Linked DNA regions of Homo sapiens: region 2 is linked to region 1. Evidence: chromatin contacts called from ENCODE Hi-C data. All regions are on one chromosome and are shown on one strand. The core of a region is the stretch at or near the end of the contact, and the rest is flanking DNA. Distances in the headings are between cores, read along the strand shown. Region 1 overlaps PLB1 (phospholipase B1). Region 2 has its middle 24 kb from the start of SNORD53B.

The links. Hi-C counts contacts between places; a loop is a spot of excess contacts on that map. Pooled maps may share reads with other maps.
Region 2: a map of K562 shows a loop between it and region 1 (2.4-fold over the local background). The contact joins two enhancer-like sites. A Hi-C loop is called at or near these places in 2 of 168 maps with a recorded cell type or tissue (K562 and gastrocnemius medialis), 2 of 37 single-sample maps with no recorded cell type and 3 of 50 pooled maps.

What each region holds. Positions count from the first base shown.
Region 1 is chr2:28,593,651-28,596,309 of GRCh38, forward strand. It overlaps PLB1 (phospholipase B1), which reads left to right. Exons shown (of 58, transcript NM_153021.5): 33 at 31-104. Among named protein-coding and RNA genes, the nearest start is that of PLB1, 99 kb to the left of the region's middle. Within about 2 kb of position 1,306, at least 31 of the 41 ENCODE cell types and tissues checked have a DNase peak (open chromatin) inside an H3K27ac peak, as active enhancers do; they include gastrocnemius medialis, where a contact is called at or near this core.
Region 2 is chr2:28,950,901-28,953,559 of GRCh38, forward strand. No RefSeq gene overlaps it. Among named protein-coding and RNA genes, the nearest start is that of SNORD53B, 24 kb to the left of the region's middle. Within about 2 kb of position 1,296, at least 10 of the 41 ENCODE cell types and tissues checked have a DNase peak (open chromatin) inside an H3K27ac peak, as active enhancers do; they include gastrocnemius medialis, where a contact is called at or near this core.

The DNA of each region.
Region 1 (2,659 bases), core at 56-2,555:
TTTCCTATGGACTCTGGTATATTTTCAAAGGCTGGCAATGGAATTGGCTCCAAACCAGACGACCTCCCCGATGTCACCACACAGTATCGGGGACTGTCATACAGGTAATGTTAACCTTTGACCTCTCCCAGCGTTCCCCCCACAACAGAGATTAGGTGTGGCTTTGTCTCCTGTAAATATGTAAATCCCAGAGGTCGAAGACTTGGTCTGGAAGGGGCTTTCAGAAAGAAAAAGCTATATATTTCTGCAAAATGTGAACATTTGGTGAGTGGAGAGGATATTTTACTGTTGATAATCTTTTTTTTTTTTTTGATTGTGCAGAGAAAGTAAACCAGGGTTCTTATCAGACTCCTGGGTCAGCAAATCCAACAGGAAATGCACCAGAAAAGCACCAAATCCCTGAATCTTCACCTCCCCGCTTGCATGTATACGTGTACACGTGGTGTTCCTACGTCTCTGTTTACTGTCTTTATGTGTTTATTCATGTTGTCTTGTAGTCACACAGCTGCCTTTACATATATGTACACATCTGCACAGAAAACCTCTGAAACCCATCGCACACTTCGAGAGGCCATAACCAAGACACAATCACAATCAGCCATGTCTTGAAAGATTAGCAATTCGACAAGAGGAAAGGGTGAGAAAGGGCATCCCGAACACGGAAGTGGAGAAGCTCAGGGTGTGTCAGGCGAGCGGTTGCGTGTAGATATTCTCAAGTTTCTTTCTCTCCTAATAAAGTTCTCATTCCTGTAGGCTTCAAAGTAAGTGGCGAGTAGCTCAGAATTTACCTGGGAAAACAACTAGAACGAAGCTGGCCACAAGGGGGCAGCGTGCTAATGAGTGGCGGAGCCAGGACAGCACCTTTGCTGCCGCCTCCCTTTTCTTCTGAGTCAGTTTGCTTCCTGGGGAAGTGACAGGGAGCAGGGAGGGGGTGATCAAGACTGTGAAGGTTCTCTGGCCAGACCTGAGCAGAGTCCCAGAGAGGATGGGTTTCCAGGGCGAGAGGGAGGCGCCATCACTCGGCCTGTACCACCCACAACGAGGACCTAGGTTGTCCTTAGCATGAGGACATCAACCTCTCAAGAACAGAGGTCAGTGCCTTCCTGCGCCAAGGTCCCTGCGTTTCCACAAGTCCTTGGTCAGGTACCTGGTCCTAACAGGCTGCCATGGAACAAATCAGAGCCTCACTGACTCACCATTCTGCTCCTAATGAGGCTACAAGAAAAAAAACCAGAGGAGAGAAAGCAGAGCTTATTACAATCAGGAAAGAGCATGAGGTTCTGGCAGCTGCACTTGGTCTCAGCTAAAGAAGGCAATGACCTCATACGATAGCATGGGAAACAAAAATCAAGCAGACGAACCACATTGCAGGTGATAGATACGCGACGTGCACCTGGTGGGGCAGCCTGGGGAAGTGAGGTGATGTGCCCTACTTTAAAACAGATCGACCAGCTGGGCTCCTGGGATTCAGATATGAACCAGCAGTCCTCTACTAAAAGTTTCTTTCTGCAGCGATGGGAAAATTCAGCCATTGCTCTGTTTCTTCCAACAAGTGAAGTCCATTACAGCCTAATGTCTCAATCTTTTAGTTCTAGCTCTAAGGCCTCAGGTTCAATGGCTGCTGTCCCTTTAAACCCTTCATTTGTCCTAAATGTTTCAAATAGCTGCCCCCAAATGCACGTGTGTTAAAGATGGAAGCTCTAGGTCGGGGTCTGAGAGACAGCTTGACACTTGGTAGAATACATAGACTACTGTGTCTCAAAGTGTGTTCCATGGAACATTAACTCCAGACCTGTTCCTGGAGAAGAGAAAATCCTTTGTATCTGAGGGGGAAACATTACCATAACCTTCCTTTGGGGAATTCATGTGTGTATTAGCATATTAAAGGCTCTCATAAGGCCTGCAATGCAGAAATCTATTTAAGTTTTATCTGTTTAACCCAATGTTTCCCTTAATTCCAGAACATTTTCTTTGTTCATAACACCTGTTAACACCTCCTGAAAGTGTTCACGTAGTAGACTTATCTGAGAAAAGCAATTTTTGAGCCGTTAAAGCTTCTAGATTGGACAAACTAGGCAATTAATGATACTAGATCAATTCAGAATGCAATTTGAGCCTCTTCCCCCTGGGAAACAAAGTGAAAAGAGTGGATCTCATGGAATTAGGGGAGAAGTAGACCCAGAATTCATGGGGGGTGGGTGGCTGTGAACAGGACCTGCAGAAGAGGCTCGGCTGTGAATATTTCCAAGGCCCCTTGACCTGTGAGATTCTGTAGTGAACGGTTCCAGCTTTGGCCAGCTTAACAATGTGCTGGGCCCCAAGGTCTTGAGAGCATTGCCTTTTCTTCCATTGAAATAAGTTCGCTTGTTTGGGACCATTCAAAGGATCAAAATAAAATTTACTTACCAAAAAAGTTGCCTTTGTTTTATTAACTAGGGGGTCAATCTCATATGACTGAAACTCCTTCAACAAATGTTACTGAGCATCTACTCTATTTTTCTGTACACTTTAGGTGACAACAGATGACCAGAGCCCAGCCATTGAGCTCTGTAACATAAATTGAGTGTAACATAAATGATATCCATCTGAAGGGTCTAAGGTGGACTAGCTGTTTGATATGGGTCTACTTCCTTTCACGTTTCATGGTTCTGATCAAAAT
Region 2 (2,659 bases), core at 46-2,545, 360 kb after region 1:
GTGGCATGATCATGCTTCCTAGGCTCAAGTGATCCTTCTGCCTCTCATCCTCTTGAGTAGCTGGAACTAGAGGTGCACACCAGCAGGCCTGGATAATTTTGATATTTATTTTATAGAGATTGGGTTTTGCCATGTTGCTGGTCCTAAACTCCTAGGCTCAAGTGATCCTCCTGCCTTGGCCTCCCAAAGTGCTGGCTGGGCGTGGTGCTTAGGCGCAAGCCACCACGCCCGGCCAGATTTGAATTCTTGCCATTCTTTAGCTGTAGTTTCTTTCAGTTGTAATTGGTAAGATAACTGGTGAACCCATCCAGGCAGCAGTGGCTTTTCCAGTGCTCCTCCTGTGACCATTTGTGATCATGTCTTTGAAGACAACTCAGGCATAAAATTAGATTTTCTTTTAATCAAATGTAGTTAGCTTTTGACTTTTGTGGCACCTCAGCACTGTCCTTATGCTGACAGAATTGTGCGGTGGATCACAAAGCAGTGGCAGAATGAGAAGCCGTAGCAGTGTAACAGGATTAGCAGGCGTCATTCAGACTGAGGACGCCCGGTGTGGACAAAGCATGGGGTGGGTAGTGCTTCGTCTTCGCATGGTGCTGGCTGACTCTGTGTGAGGACACTGGGTTGTCTGTACCCATCCATAGTATAACTTGTGTTCATATATATGTGGGTAATTTTTAATATGAAAATATTTCTGAGAAAAATAAATAGCTGGGCATGGTGGCACACGCCTGTTGTCCCAGAACAATTACAAGTCATTGTGTAGAAAGCAGTGCAAAATGAAGTTTGCTTGGATGTCATATGAAAAATCCAAAGGTTGAAAATTACCACTTTAAAATGGCCTGGCATATCCTAGGTAATAATGGCTCAGAGAGAGAGGAGATACATCTTTCGGGTGCTAAAATTAGGGCCTTTAAAGGGAAATAAAAACGAGGTAATGAAGACATTTTCCCCCAGGCTTGCCCATGGCCCTGTTGTAGTTTAATTTGTTAGAGATTCCTGCCCGACCTAGAGCTGTCCAGAAAGTTCAACAGAGAGACCAGAAGCAGCACTGAAGTCGAGCGAGGACTCGGCAGCTCCCTTAGTTGGTCGTGTGTGGTCATGATGTTCCAAAGCTGGGCCAAAGCTTTGTTCTTGTCTCTAGATTTGATGCAATTTCACAGAGTCGAATTGCTAACCAGCCTTCCAAGAGAAATTGTGTTTGCATGTTGTATTTATTTGCGACAAGTAACATTCCTCTCAGTGGAGCAGGATGTTCTCGTTGGGTGGTGACCCTTCTTTGTACTCAGGAGAGTTGCATAATAAACCAGTTTCATAACTGGAAGATTGCGTTTGGACCAGAGTGTGGAACTGGGGTAAGAGAAATGAACTGGGTGGCCTTCGTAGCTGGTGGTGTGGACGAAGCCTGGCCTGTCTGTACTGATGGGGTTGGAGTTCTTGACTCTGTTGTGTGTTGTGCTAGGTCGTCTTACTGCCTGCTGACCACTCTCCTTTTGTCAACAGGAATTGTAAACAAACAGTTGACTGGCTGGAATTTGGATGTTTTGAGTCTCCTCAGGCACCCACTTAGGGTTGCTGGTCAGGGTGCTTTCTCATAGTTTAGGGATAGCTTGCTGGTGAGCCTGGGTTCCCTAGGAATACGGTTATACCTAAAAAACAAACTGGATAGATTCAGCCAGACTTTGACCTTGTTAATTCATGACTCAACCTCGACAAAGGCCTCTCCCTTTTTTTTTGTGGCAAAATATACATAACATTTACCATGTTAATCATTTTTAAGTATACAGTTCTGTCATGAAGTATAGTCACATTGTTGTGCAACTGGCAGTCTTTCATTTGGGGACTTTTGTGGTTTGATGAGGTACAAGAAATAAAAGGAGGGCAGACAGGAATGCAAGTCAGTCTGTTGTGAGAAGAGACTGCATTGGGGTCCAGAAGCTGAGTGCTAGTTCTGGGTCCACCCTACAGTGTGGCAGTTATAACTCGACTTCTTTTTTCTGGAGTGTGACAGGAGAGTAACAGCAGTGCCACCTGTCTCATGGATGCTGTAAGAACCTCACGGAGCAGCATCTGTGGGTACACGTTGAACATCAGAGTGCAGCGTCTGGCTAAGGGATTATTTTCAGAACAGTTAATTGTTACATGATGGGGGAATAAGTTCTAACGGAAATTCTTTTTTGTCTTTGGCGTTATCAAGAAATCCAGACACAGCCTTATGGGTGGACACAGTTCCCCTTTCCAAAGGTGAAAAAGGGAACTTAATACAATGTTTTTTTAAAATAAGATTGTAACAATCTATTGTTTTGAAAGCCAGTGACATGTTCATTGAGGAAATTTGGCAAAGAAGGAAAATAAAATCATATAACAGAGATAACTATAGTGTTTTGGTGTGTCTCCTTTTAATTTTTCTCTCTGCATGAATACACATGCTTTTCTTAGGAAACTGGCATCTACATATTCATTTTATCATCTTTCACACAATATCATTGTCAATTATCCTTTGAAATCATGTTTGTGGTTCTCACTATTCCACCCATGTTGTACTTTCACTGTTCTCATGTTTTAATTTGTTGTAGGTAATGCTAGAGGGAACATTCTCAGACACATTTTGTATTTTTCTTAAAATGTATCCTTATGAGATATTTCTACTTACTGAGAA